Linked DNA regions of Homo sapiens: all the other regions are linked to region 1. The links are chromatin contacts, found by Hi-C or POLR2A ChIA-PET in ENCODE. All regions are on one chromosome and are shown on one strand. The core of a region is the stretch at or near the end of the contact, and the rest is flanking DNA. Distances in the headings are between cores, read along the strand shown.

Evidence for each region. Hi-C counts contacts between places; a loop is a spot of excess contacts on that map. ChIA-PET counts read pairs that join two places held with the same protein, here RNA polymerase II (POLR2A). Pooled maps may share reads with other maps.
Region 2: a map with no recorded cell type shows a loop between it and region 1 (15-fold over the local background). The contact joins two enhancer-like sites. A Hi-C loop is called at or near these places in 6 of 37 single-sample maps with no recorded cell type and 5 of 50 pooled maps. POLR2A ChIA-PET finds 5 or more read pairs at or near these places in 3 of 52 experiments (GM10248, T-cell and activated B cell).
Region 3: a pooled map shows a loop between it and region 1 (4-fold over the local background). The contact joins the promoter of HTD2 here to the enhancer-like site in region 1. A Hi-C loop is called at or near these places in 1 of 50 pooled maps. POLR2A ChIA-PET finds 5 or more read pairs at or near these places in 2 of 52 experiments (T-cell and activated CD4-positive, alpha-beta memory T cell).
Region 4: a loop to region 1 is called in a map with no recorded cell type, with 9 times the contacts of the local background. The contact joins the promoter of DNASE1L3 here to the enhancer-like site in region 1. A Hi-C loop is called at or near these places in 9 of 37 single-sample maps with no recorded cell type and 4 of 50 pooled maps.
Region 5: a pooled map shows a loop between it and region 1 (7-fold over the local background). The contact joins two enhancer-like sites. A Hi-C loop is called at or near these places in 6 of 37 single-sample maps with no recorded cell type and 5 of 50 pooled maps.

Annotation. Positions count from the first base shown.
Region 1 is chr3:56,917,861-56,920,560 of GRCh38, reverse strand. It overlaps a transcript of ARHGEF3 not described here. Among named protein-coding and RNA genes, the nearest start is that of ARHGEF3-AS1, 21 kb to the left of the region's middle. Within about 2 kb of position 1,265, at least 3 of the 41 ENCODE cell types and tissues checked have a DNase peak (open chromatin) inside an H3K27ac peak, as active enhancers do.
Region 2 is chr3:58,038,833-58,041,532 of GRCh38, reverse strand. All of the region lies in intron 1 of FLNB (filamin B), which reads right to left. Among named protein-coding and RNA genes, the nearest start is that of FLNB, 32 kb to the right of the region's middle. RefSeq lists enhancers at 1-117, 1,480-2,059. Within about 2 kb of position 1,257, at least 9 of the 41 ENCODE cell types and tissues checked have a DNase peak (open chromatin) inside an H3K27ac peak, as active enhancers do.
Region 3 is chr3:58,305,250-58,307,949 of GRCh38, reverse strand. HTD2 (hydroxyacyl-thioester dehydratase type 2) reads right to left here and starts at 1,430. Exons shown (of 5, transcript NM_001348712.2): 1 at 1,299-1,430. It overlaps RPP14 (ribonuclease P/MRP subunit p14), which reads right to left and starts at 1,705. Exons shown (of 6, transcript NM_007042.6): 1 at 1,533-1,705. RefSeq lists enhancers at 1,140-1,269, 1,390-1,649, 1,840-1,919.
Region 4 is chr3:58,209,714-58,212,413 of GRCh38, reverse strand. DNASE1L3 (deoxyribonuclease 1L3) reads left to right here and starts at 1,442. Exons shown (of 8, transcript NM_004944.4): 1 at 1,442-1,648. The coding sequence starts at 1,508.
Region 5 is chr3:58,348,595-58,351,294 of GRCh38, reverse strand. All of the region lies in intron 1 of PXK (PX domain containing serine/threonine kinase like), which reads right to left. Among named protein-coding and RNA genes, the nearest start is that of PXK, 17 kb to the right of the region's middle. RefSeq lists an enhancer at 1,510-1,789. Within about 2 kb of position 1,359, at least 9 of the 41 ENCODE cell types and tissues checked have a DNase peak (open chromatin) inside an H3K27ac peak, as active enhancers do.

The DNA of each region.
Region 1 (2,700 bases), core at 16-2,515:
CTTTTAATGAAGAAGTAATTCTGCTAAAATCTAAATATTTTATTTTATGTAAATGAAATTCTCACAACCCTGACGAGTATGTTCCTTATAATATCTTTGGTAAGGAAATTGCTTGGAACTTCTCAACAGAAAATACCCTCAGATATATCGAACAAGAACACAGGAAACATGGTTCTGGTTCTAGTGATACCATGACACTTTTGGTGACACCTTAGTTAGGTCCCAGTTTTGGTGCTAATCTCTTTAGAGCCCAACAAGAGGGGTTGTTACCAGTTTGGTTATTTAACCAGCTGTGGGAAAACAGGGTTCATCTTTGCATCGTAGGCACCCTATAGGTAGTTTCCTGTGTATAAATATATGATTCAACTCTATATACTGAAAGAAAAATACCATACCCTGAAAACCTATGCCCCCAGAATTTTGTAGGTTTTTTTCCCCCTTTTAACATTTCTCTCCAATCTATGTAGAATTTATGTTGGATGAGTATGAAGAAGGGCTTTAAAATGAGGCTTTTCATTCCAAGAGGCAAGTGAATTGTCCCATTGTTAGCGATCCTTCTCTAGTGGTTTGTGCTCTAATATGTCAGATTCTTGAATATCCCAGAGCAGGTTTCTCGCTGTGTCTTCTGAGGGCTGTATGCTTGTAGCAGGAGCTCTGAAGTAAGCTTGCTAGGCCCCACTCCTGACCAACCTCACCACCTCTAGGCCACGTGCCATGGGTAGGCGTACACCACCTTTTTGAGTCTCAGTTTTTTTAAATCTGCAAAAAGAAAGATAATAATAAGGCCTACTTTGGGACTGTTGTGAGGATCACGTGGGAAAATACATGGTAAGTGCTCATATTAAAACATAAAAAATCCTTAGTCGCTGTGGTTTCAGTAATTGTGGCTGTATGATATGTTAATATCCACACACAGGTGCACTTTCATCATGAGTTATCAACATTGGCAGAGGTAAGAGGAATGGACAATGAGAAGTGACATTTCAAGTGTATCTTTCGTATTTGCTAAATGTCCACAGGGCAGGTGGCTAAATGAGTTAATTTCCTTCCATACCATAGCATGCTCTGCAGTAAGAGGTCAAAAATGTGCGTGACAGGGAAAGATGCCCTGGATGTTAAATGAAAAAAGAAGCAAGTGGTAGAACAATGTTATCATTCTATTTTTGAAAAAAATAAGATGTTACACCCAGCAACTCGTGTTTTTAGACAGAAGGAAATGTCTGGAAGGATTACCACCAGAGGGTGCAAACTGGTGGCCCCTGGGCCAAATGTAGCCAGCAACTGTGTTATGTGGCCCATACAGTACTTCTTATGGTGATGAATAGTTGCCAGCATTTACAAATTGAGAGATTTTACATAAAACCCTGAATTTCAGGCTTCTATTGAAAAAATTAGAATGTCTGCTCACCCTGGATGATTAACCCCTTAGGAACCCGAAAAGCTGGAACTGACCTAAGACAAAAACTCTCAGTGGTGCCCCAGTGCCCACCTGGCCTTTTCTTTCAGGTACCTGACCCCTGCTCCTAAATCCTTTTGGGTTTATGAACCTCTGTCTACGTCTGGCTTTTTAACACCAGTGCATCCAGCAAATGGGATCGGGATAGAAAAAAAAGTAGGGCCTTTGGGAAGACTCACTTTTTACTTTATATACTTCTTTGTGGTTTGAATGTGTATACTTCTGTGTGGTTCGAATGTGTGACAGTGATGCTATGTTACTATTAAAATGTAAAAACCAATACATAAACATGTTTGAATACTTAGTAGTATCCTAGATGCCATAGAGAAGACTCCTGTTCCTTTTGATATCCCATTATAAAGCTCAAAATGAACGTGGACCTTGCGGATCAGAGCCTCTTACTATTGAAATTCTCCTCTTGAAGTGCCTTCTTCATGGACCCATTTCAATCCGGGAGTTCTTGCTTCTGGTCAGAGCAAGGGCATCAGAGGAGACGGCCGTGCCCTGTTTTTGCTTCCTTTTTGCAGGCTTGCATCCCTTTCCCCTGCCAGGGCATCTGTTGGCCCTCTCTCTGCCCCTCCCTGCTCCACTGCTACCTGCCCTGGAGCCCCTCAAGTTTCACCTCTTGCACGAAGTGCTGCAGCCCACGGGTTTCAGTTCTTCTTTCCCATTCAGTCAGCAGCCGGAAGTTAGGTTGAATCATTCTAGGATTTGTTCATGTGAATGTTTCCTTCCTCCTCTCCAAAGAAATAAAACGTACAATGCCCTGGTCGTCTCACATTTCCAGTGAATCCTTACTGGGGTGAGGCTGGCCTTGGCTGCTGGGACTCCTTGAAGTGGCTTGTCAGAAAATACTCCAAGAGAGGAATGGCTGGGTGATGGAGCCTCCCGCATTTCCCAGGGCACTGTCTTTCTTCATCGGCTGAATTGTCCCCAAAGCTAGCTAATCTCAAGTTGTTTACAGGCTTGTTCAAATTTAGGACCCTTCCTGTGTAGGAGGCTGGAACAAGACGCCTTAGGAATACCTGCCCTTACCCCTCCACCAGCCACCACTTAACCAGCTTGCTTTGTGGGGAGTCAGGCTTTAGGAAATAGGGAATCCCAAGGACAATCTGAAACCCACCTCTCAGTGGACACTGTCATTTGATCTGACACTCATTACCGAGTGCTTCCAGGTGCTAGCTCCATGGTGACCCAGATGCTTGCCTGAAAGGCGTAAGGCTTTTTACAGTGATTTCACTTCC
Region 2 (2,700 bases), core at 8-2,507, 1.1 Mb before region 1:
TGGTGGTTGGTGGGGAGGGTCGTTCAGCAAAAGCAAGGAGTCCTCTGAGTCCAGCCACAACCTCCTCACCACTGAAGGCCTGCTGACATCCAAAAGCCCAGAGGCCCTGACAACATTTCCTGTGGCTCACAGACTAACCCAGCACACCAGGGCCGCTCAGCGGGAAGAGACAATGCACACACTGGCTGGTTCAGCGCTGGAAATCCCTGCCCACCTGGCTGCTTCTCTCATAAATGGGAATAATCTGGCTTTTCTTCTGAAAATAAATACTGCAAGCTCATTGTAATATCATAAAGTGATACTGAAAGCAAAAAGAATCAAGTTAAATCCTTGTGTCCACAGGGATACCACACAGAAATCTGGTTTGTGGAGTTCCCCAGATCTGCTGCTGCTCCAGGCTCAGCCACTTGCTTGCCAGCTAGGTGACCGTAAATGTAGCCTCAGTTTCCTCAGCTGCAAAACGGGATTAACACCGTTCCTCAGACCTCATGTAAGTGACATGAGGCATAAAAAGCCACCTAGCACACAGTAAGCACTCACTCACTATGGTTAGCACTCAAATAATAGTCTAATTAAGTTTCTATAATGATCAAACTTTAAGAAACATGTATCCATTCTATGATCCAAAAAAAATACAATAAAGATTTACAGAAAAAGAGAAAAGAAAAACCCAGATGCAGCTCAACTCCCACACATGAATGGGATGGAGCGGGGAGTATATTTTAAAGAAACCATGTTGGCTGGGGACGGTGGCTCACGCCTGTAATCCCAGCACTTTGGGAGGCTGAGGTGGGTGGATCACCTGAGGTCAGGAGTTCGAGACCAGCCTGGCCAACGTGGTGAAACCCCGTCTCTACTAAAAATACAAAACTTAGCCAGGCATGGCAGGATGCGCCTATAGTCCCAGCTACTCAGGAGGCTTAGGCAGGAGAATCGCTTGAACCAGTGAGACGGAGGTTGCAGTGAGCCGAGATCAGGCCACTGCACTCCAGACTGTGTGACAAGAGCAGGATTCCATCTCAACAACAATAAAAAAAAGAAACCATGTCCTCAGACCTACCCTTTACACCCTGTCAGGTACCCACTCCCATGAGGACTTGCAGGCATGGACCAGAAGCTGCCCCCACCTTAATGAGAGGGCCAATGGCTCCATAAGAGTAAGATGCAAACAGCTATCATGTTGCTGGCCAGAGGCCAGCTCCATGAGGGTAGAAGGTAACTGTTTACTCACACTCCCCTGCAGTTTCAGTTACTGTCCTGTTTGCTTTGGCTCGCTGGGTCAGGGTGTATTGCTTATTATTCAACAAACACTAATCCCGCAAGAGAACCTGAGAGGCCAGCGCTGGGGGATTTGCCGTCACAGCACCCCAAAGATCTGGCTTGCTTCTTTTTTTGAGATGGCTCTTGTTGCCCAGGCTAGAGTACAACGGCACAGTCTCAGCTCACTGCAACCTCTGCCTCCCAGGTTCAAGAAATTCTCCTGCCTCAGCCTCCCAAGTAGCTGCAATTAGAGGCACCTGCAATCAGACCCAGCTAATTTTTGTATTTTTAGTACAGACAGAGTTTCACCATGTTGGCCAGGGTGGTCTTCAACTCTTGACCTCAGGTGATCTGCCCACCTCAGCTTCCCAAAGTGCTGGGATTACAGGCATGAGCCACCACACCCTGCCCTGGCTTAGTTTTGCGCATCTCTTCACAACGTGAGATGTTCCTCTTTGCTGGGAGCATACACTAGTGCTACCCTCCCCACCACCCATGAATAAATCATGGTGATATTCTGGGCAACAATGAAAAGAGGCAATAAAGTGAATGGTGTCCTTCCAAAAGCAAATCAGGGCACTTCTGCATTCTCTGGGAGGAAAAGAACCCTCAATAAGTTTCCACTTTCAGAGCACAAAAAAGCTAGTTCTGTTCCTTCTAGTCATTGTAGTTCTTGTTTGCTACTCAGCAACTTGAATTACAGTAGAGTCAAGTCTAGTAGGAAATGCACTAGCTGGGAAAACAAGGCAAGGGGGGTGGTGACCTAGATCCCCCCAGTCAGACTAGCCCCTGGTCAGCTGTGAACCTCTGGGCATCAGTTTTCCCATCACGAAATGAAATGTCTGCATCACTAGGCTTTCCCTTAGATACAAGTTGTAGTGAACAGAGAACCAAGACACCGTTTTCCATTAAAAATTTGCTCAAGACTGGAATCACTTTTCTACACCTTTTTTTTTTTTTTTACCTATCAAATTCTAATCCAACGAGAAGTAATTAACAAACCAAACCCACAAAGTCTGATTTTCCATTCAACAGTTCTGATGATACTTATGCAATTCTTCTTTTTTTTTTTTTTTCCTGTAGAGACAGGGTCTCGCTATGTTATCCAGGCTGGTGTTGAACTCCTGGCACAATGGTTCATTCCTTGAGCCCACGTGGTCAAGGCTGCAGTGAGCTATGATCATGCCACTGCATTCCAGCCGGGGTGACAGAGCGAGATCTTGTCTTTTTTTTAAAAAAAAAAAAAAAAAGGAACTAACTTCAAGCAACCCTCCCACCTTAGCCTCCCAAAGTGCTGCGATTACAGGCATGAGCCACCATGCCCAGCCCAATTGTTGCTTTTGAGAGTAAACAAAGATACAACAGGTTGGGATTATAGTACCACATTGTTCAACATCATCTACAGAGAACTATCTCTTCTATGCACTGGGTGCCAGCTGA
Region 3 (2,700 bases), core at 181-2,680, 1.4 Mb before region 1:
GCTGCACAGCGTTGTGAATGTACTCAATGCTACTTACGATAAATTTTATGTCACGTATTTTTTGCAATTAAAAAAAAAAAAAAAGACTTACAAATGACAGCACTGCCCTCTGCAGGCTGTTCTGACATTAAAGGAGAGGATACCTGGGAAATTATTTTGTACAGACTGGTATTAAATATATTCACCAGGCTCTCCACAGATGTGGGCTCACGAAGTTACTGTCATCGTCATCTTTAAAGTCAGTCTTGTTGTTTGTTTTGAGATGGAGTCTCACTCTGTCGCCCAGGCTGGAGTGCTTTGGGTCGAAGCAATTCTCGCTCCTCAGTCTCCTGAGTAGCTGGGATTACAGGCGTACGTCATCACGCCCAGCTAACTTTTGTATTTTTAGTACAAATGGGGTTTCGCCATGTTGGCCCAGGCTGGTCTCGAACTCCTGGCGTCAAGTGATCCGCCGACCTCGGCCCCCTCAAAGTGCTGGGATTACAGGCATGAGCCACCGCGCCCGGCCTAGAGTCAGCCTTTTTTAGTGGCTGCGCAGGGATGCTCCTAATCTGACCTATTAGTAATAAATCTGATTCTCCCTACTCCCCCGCTTCTCCATCCCTACGGCGGCCAGTGAGTCTATTAACATCTACTCAAGCTACATCATTCCTCTGCTCAAAATCTTGCTATGGTTCCCGTTTTATCCAGAGTAAGGCCAAAGTCCTTAGAGCAGCCTGCAAGGCTCTGCCTCACCTGCAGGACTGCTCCCTCTACACCTCTGACTTCATGTCCTGCCATTCTCCCTCCGCTCAATCCCCGCCACCACACAGGCCTAGCCTAGCTCTTTCTCACGCGCCAGTCTCGCTCCCACCGCTGGGCCTCGGCTCTAGCTTTTCCCCATGCTGGGAAAGATCTTCCTCCAGGCAGCCACCGGACTCACACCCTTGCCCCCTTCCTGGCTTAGCTCAAATCTCAATCGGGTTGGCCCAGTGCCCTTCTCGGCTAACACCGCACCCCACCCCCATGCCCCGTCCCTGCTTTCTTCTTCGTAGCATTTGCCTTTTTCTATGACAATTATGTAACTCGTTTATCTTTATCTGTACTTCCCCTCCCCACCCCAACAAAAGTCCACTCCAAGAATCTTGCTATCTTGTTCACTGCTGTTTCCCAAGGCCCTAAAACACTGGGTCGTGCACAGTGGGCGTGCGACGTACAATTTTTGGACTAAATCAATCACTTTAAAAAGCTCAATATCCTTACTGCTGAGCACTTGGGTGGCTTTCAATATTTTTCAACAACCACTATTTAGCGCTCACCTCGCGCCGGGCGCATGGAGAGCGCTCAGGACACGGTCCCGAAGTCTCGCCCGGGCCTCTCGGCCACGTTCTGCGGCCGAGACCCTACGCGGCGCCGTACAGAGGCCCTCAGCGCCCGGGGTCGGAGAGGACAAGCTACCCAAGGCGCACCGCCCGCCCCGCGCATGCGCCCGGGTCGCGGCCAACTGAGACGGCTCCCAGACAACCGCCGCTCTTTGGAAGGCTTCCACCTACCCACTCTTCGTCGGACTAGCCTGACGCCTGACCAGACTCCTATTCGCCGCAAGGACCCGCCAAGGCTTGGGGCTCCCCGGCAGCAGCCACAGCTGGGCCCGAGAAACTCCTGGTGTCTTTACGTTTGGCTTCTCCTCGTCCCGCCCCACGAAGCGTGACGCCCAGGCGGATATGACGTCACCACGCGGCGTCGTCCTAAGGACCCAGGCGCGAATCCTGATCCGGAGCTGAGAGCGGCCGAGCTCAGCGCCCTCTGGTGTCCACTCCGGGAAAGCCGTGTGTGCAATTTGCTTGGGGTGCGGTTTAGGGCGGGTTTTTTCCGCCTTGGACGGTGCTTCATAGTTATCCATTTCTTCATGCATTCATTCATTCATTCAACAATTTTTTCGTTGTTTTTTTGAGACAGTTTCACTCTGTCGCCCAGGCTGGAGTGCACTGGCGCGATCTGGCTTACTGCTACCTCCGCCTCCAGGGCTCAAGCGATTCTCCCACCTCAGCCTCCTGAGTAGCTAGGACTACAGGTATGCTCCACCATGCCTGGCTAATTTTTGTATTTTTAGTAGAGACGGGGTTTCACCATGTTGGCCAGGCTGGTCTCGAACTCCTCGCCTCAAGTGATCTGCCCACCTTGGCCTCCCAAAGTGCTGGGATTACAGACGTGAGCAACTGCGCCCGAGTCATTCTACACATTTTTTTCATTATATTATAATTTATTTATTGAGATGGAGTCTCGCTCTGTCGCCCAGGCTGGAGTGCAGTGGCGCCATCTTGGCTCACTGCACCCTCCGCCTCCCTTCAAGTGATTCTTCTGCCTCAGCCTCCCAAGTAGCTGGGACTACAGGCATGCACCACCATGCCCAGCTAATTTTTGTATTTTTAGTCGAGACGAGGTTTCACCATGTTGGCCAGCATGGTCTCAATCTCTTGACCTCGTGATCTGTCCACCTCGGCCTCCCAAAGTGTTGGGATTACAGGCGTGAGCCACCGCGCCTGGCCTAATTTTTGTATTTTTAGTAGAGACAGGGTTTCACTATGTTAGCCAAGCAGGTCTCAAACTCCTGACTTCAGGCAATCCACCCACCTCGCCTCCCAAAGTGTTGGGATTACAGACGTGAGCCACCGCGCCCAGCCTACAAAATTATATCTAGCATCTCCTCTCCTCAAGATC
Region 4 (2,700 bases), core at 193-2,692, 1.3 Mb before region 1:
TTGTTTTTGTATTTTATTGAGATGGAATCTCACTCTGTTGCCCAGGCTGGAGTGCAGTGGTGCAATCTTGGCTCACTGCAGCCTCTGCCTCCCAAGTTCAAGCCATTCTCCTGCCTCAGCCTCCCAAGTAGCTGGGATTATAGGCGCCCACCACCACGCCTGGCTAATTTTTGTATTTTTAGTAGAGACAGGGTTTCACCATGTTGGCCAGGCTGGCCTTGAACTCCTGACCTCAAGTGATCCACCCACCTCAGCCTCCCAAAGTGCTGGGGCTACAGGAGTGAGCCACTGCGCCCGGCCCAGAGCCACCTTTACCAGAGATTCAACCAGGCCTGAGGTCTTAGGTTGCAGACAACAGGGAGATTCATTGCAGCACGAACTCAGGAAACCATTTCCTTCCATGTACTATTTGGGGTTATCTTATAGAATTCCTGGCATGCTTGGCCAGTATGCTGCCTGGATGTATGTTGGGGATATATGTATAATTTTCCCTGTGGCTGTGGCCACAGACCCATCACCACAAGAGGGGTTGGTCCACAGATCCCGATGCTGGCTTGGAGTTATTCTTATTCCCTACCCTTTTCACAGAATTGTCTTTGCCAAAGTCCATTAATATACCTTGATTGGATTTTGCTTTTTTTTTTAATTTTTTTTTGCTTTACAGATCTTCATAGTTTCCTGCCCATATCTCTAAAAGTCATTTTGCTTGAGTTGATATCCTACAGTTCTTACAAGACCTTTCTCTCCCAGGGTCACACAACTCTCGCCAATATTAAATTAATATCAGCTTCAATCACGGGTCTCTCCATGGGTTTCACGGGCTATTTGCTCGCAGAGTCCAGGGACATTTTCCTCATCCATTCCATCAGATCCCCAATTGCTTTCTCTGGCAACACACTCCTAGTATTTGTACGGTAAAGCTGCCTAAAAAAATTAAGTAATTCAAACTACTCTTGACCTTACTTTACACCACCAGGGCAATTAGAGTCACAGTCTGGGTGTGTCTGAGGACAGCAGGCCGCCAAATCCCAGTGATTTAGAGAAAACCGAGCAGAATTTCCCATGCCTCCTGCCTCATTGTCCCCCAGCAGAAGGTTCCGTCACCCCAGGTGCCCTCTAGGGTGGACCACTTCCGAGTTCATCCACTGTCAGGAAAAGGCACATGGCATGCAACCGCAAGACCGATGACTAGATGTCAGAGCTGGCTCCCGGTTGGGATATGAGTGACTTTGTGGAGGATGGCGCCTAAATGAGGCATGCCAATTTCTGCACCAGGGTGACGAACATAAGGGCTCCTTAAAGGCTAGCCCAATGTATCTGTATTTCCTTGGGGATTAAAACCCATGATCTTCAGTTCCTCAGAGAACTGAAAGTTGCAAGGAGAAATCCAGTAATTCCTGTTATCTGCAGGCTTTATAAGTCAGTGGAGCCTGCGGAAGTGGCCAGAATCCAGCACTCCAAGCACTGCTGTCTTCTCACAGAGTCTTGAAGCCAGAGCAGCGCCAGGATGTCACGGGAGCTGGCCCCACTGCTGCTTCTCCTCCTCTCCATCCACAGCGCCCTGGCCATGAGGATCTGCTCCTTCAACGTCAGGTCCTTTGGGGAAAGCAAGCAGGAAGACAAGAATGCCATGGATGTCATTGTGAAGGTGAGCCCCTTTCCTGGGAGGAGGATCCCAGACACCCCTCACACCCTCTCTCCTGTCTGCAGACTTTAAGAGACTCAAGGAACTTAAAGTTGGCCCTTAGGGGGAATGTAGAAGCTGGCTTGGAACAATAACCACTTCAACTCTCTGTACCTCCTGCCGTCATCTTAAAACAGGGGTGATAACAATGGTTCCCTCCAGGGTTGCTGGGGGGACTACAGGAGTTGGCAAATGGAAAGCTCTTAATGTAGTATCTGGCTCATTATACGTTCCAGATAAGGGTTAGCCATTATGATTTTTATTGCTATTTATTGAATGCCTGTATCAGGCACTATAAGCACATGGTTTCACTTCATAATCTTTATGAAGAGGGACTATTACTCCCCATGTAGAGGTGATGAACAAAGAAAGATGAAGTAACCTTATACAGCTACTCCTTTTCACCAGCAAAGCCCAGCTCCTTTCTCTCTCTTTCCTTTTCTTCTTTCTTTCTTTTCTTTCTTTCTCTCTTTCTTTCTTTCTTTTTCTTTCTTCCTTTTTCTTTCTTCCTTTTTCTTTCTTCTTTCTGTCTTTTCTTTCTTCTTCCTTTCTCTTTTTCTTTGTTTCTTTCTTCCTTTCCCTTCCTTACTTTTTTCCTTCCTTCCTTCTCTCTCCCATCCTCATCATCCCTCCCTCTCTTTGTCTTTCTTTCTTCTTCTCCTCCTTCCTTCCTCTCTCCCTCTCCTCTACTTCCCCACTCCTTCCACTTTCGCTTACGCTTTCCTTGGGTGATATACCCAATGTCCGGGGACACTGCTTGCTTTCTCTGGAGTCAATTGACTCCCTTTATCCTACAGGTTAATTAATTTTTGATGCTGGCAACTTAACCCTTTCCCAGGACTCTGGAAAGGTACTTATTACCTTAGGAAACCTGAGACACCATGGTGTGGTAGGGGGGCCAGGAGCCCTGGGTCCAGATTCCACCTACCAGACTTGTGAGCTTGGGAGGCCCTGCCCCTCCCTGAACCACCAGCTCCCCTAGTAAAATGGCGACCACATCCAAATACCACCTGTAG
Region 5 (2,700 bases), core at 110-2,609, 1.4 Mb before region 1:
ATGGAGGCTGCCGTGAGCCGTGATTGCACCACTGCACTCCAGCCTGGGCGATAGAGTGAGACCCTTTCTTGGAAAAATAAAATAAATTAAATAAGGAATCCTGAGTAATAAAGATTGAGATCATCTGAGCTTGGGTAAGAGCCTGGTATGTTATCAATGATAAATGCACCTTTTTTCCTTTGACAAGGGAGCTTTTGGTCATTTTACTACTCATCAGTACTTTCTGTGCTGGGGAGACTGGGAAAACAGAAGATGAAAGTAAAGTAAAGGAGCTCTTCTACTTGTAACAGGGCTGCTAAAGCATTTAGTGGGAGAGAAGCTTGAAACTATAGGCTGAAGTCAAGCTAGAAGTCCCTACTGGTTTTAATAATGGTCACCATCACTTAGGATAACGTACATATAAATCTATCCTTCCTACTCTGAGAAGGTTGCTGTGTCATCCTGAGACACTAGCTCCAATTTCATAACCAACTGTGGAAGTGACCACAGTACACATGCCATGCAGACACATATCTTCAGAGAGGGAGGTATAACTGCTCTGCTTATGGGGCACTTACTCTCTGCCTTCTAGCCCTCAGTTTACTCCATCTCCCAACAATGTCTGAAGGGAGGCGTCACTACATCTCTTATACAACAAAAACCCTGAAGCTCAGAGAGGGTAGATGCCTTAAACAAGGGCGCACCACTAGTATGTGATGAGAATAGACTCCACCCCAGGCCAGTCTGACCCAGGGGCACAGCGGTTCCTACCTTCTATGCCCTTGGACACAATACTTTCACATGCTCCAAGGACTCATTTTGATGAACAGAGTGCAGCTGGACAGGCAGAACCAGTCTATCAAGTCAGGGGGAAGCTGACAGGGTGAAGGGCAGAGTAAGGACAAGAACCCGGGCCTGGAGAATATGAGTTACTATAGCAATAGAGCTCTCAGAATACCACAACCACCTGGTTTTAATACCCCTATACTTTGCAGCCTACCTCCTACTACATGGACACAAACTGCTGGAGCTGAATGTAATGTGAGCACCACCTAGAAGTTATGTACAAGTAAGAAACTATTTTTTCTCCAAAATGTTAAGCAAGCCCCATAATGTACATTAGGCAGTTAAGAAGCAGTCGAAAGGAACATTTTTATAAGAACATGCCTAAAGTGGACATCAGGTTTATGTGATCCTCAGCAATTTGAATAGTAGTTAATTTCAGTTGTACAAAAACGGAACAGGGTCCTCCACAAAGCTGTTTTGCTTCTACACTGTGCTCCTGTTAAACTCCCCAAGGTACTAATAACGGTTGCACCTCAGTGAGCTTCCTTCCTGTGTGTTACTCTTAAAAACCACAGAGGCTCTGGGACTCAGTAGTCACAAAACCCCAATGGCTGCAGGGCTAGCAGGTTCTATCCGTTAAGCTCAGTCTTTCTCAACCAGTTCAGCAGTTTGAAGAGAGCAGTGACCTAAGGCTTGATATCCAATATGGTAGCCACTATGCACAAGGGACTACTGAGCTCTTGGAATGTGGATAGGGTGACGAAGGGACTGAATTTTTAGCTTAATTTTATTAGCCTAGTGGCTAAAATACTGGATAGTGTGCAGTTACAGACTGTTTATTTGCAGGTATAAACACAGATATTTATGAAAATGTGGCCAGGTGCTGTGGCTCATGCCTGTAATCCCAGCTCTTTGGGAAGCCGAGGAGGGTAGATCATTTGAGGTCAGCAGTTCAAGACCAGCCTGGCCAACATGGTGAAACCCCGTCTCTACTAAAAATACAAAAATTAGCCAGGCGTGGTGGCAGGAGCCTGTAATCCCAGCTACTCAGGAGGCTGAGGCAGGAGAATCGCTTGAACCGGGGAGGCAGAGGTTGCAGTGAGCCAAGATCACATCACTGCACTCCAGCCTGGGCGACAGAGTGAGACTCCGTCTCAAAAAAAAAAAAAAAAGATATTTATGAGAATGAAAGCATACTAAACATAGTGTGTTATGACTTGCTTTTTCTCTCACTTAATATAACATGGATCTCTCTCCATAACAACACATTTGGGATTTTATTTTTAATTTCTTTTGGAGATGGGGTCTGGCTCTGTCGCCCAGGCTGGAGTGCAGTGGTACAACCATAGCTCACTGCAGCCTTGAACTCCTGGGCTCAAGTGATCCTCCCACCTCAGCCTCCCTAGTAACTGGGGCTACAGGCATGAGCTACCATGCCTGGCAAATATTTTTAATGTCTGTATCTCTGCTGCCTAGTAGCCACAAGCAATATGTGGCTACTGAGCATCTGATATGTGGCTAGTCCCAATTGAGATATGCTGTAATTGTAAAATACACACCAGATTTCAAATACTTTTATGACAAGAGGAATGCAAAACATATTAATTAAAAAAAAGTACAGACAGGGTCTCACTCTGTTACCTAGGCTGGAGTGCAGTGGTGCAATCATAGCTCACTGCAGCCTCCACTGCCTGGGCTCAAGGGATTCTTCTACTCAACCTCCTGAGTAGCTGAGACTACAGGTATGCCACCACACCTGACTTTTTTTTTTTTTTAAGTTTTGTAGAGACTAGATCTTGCTATATTGCTTAGGCTGGTCTCGATCTCCTGGCCTCAAGCAATCCTCCCTCCTCAACCTGCCAAAGTGCTGAGATTACAGGCATTAGTCACTGCACCTAACATAGTAATAATTTTTATAATGATTCCATGTTGAAA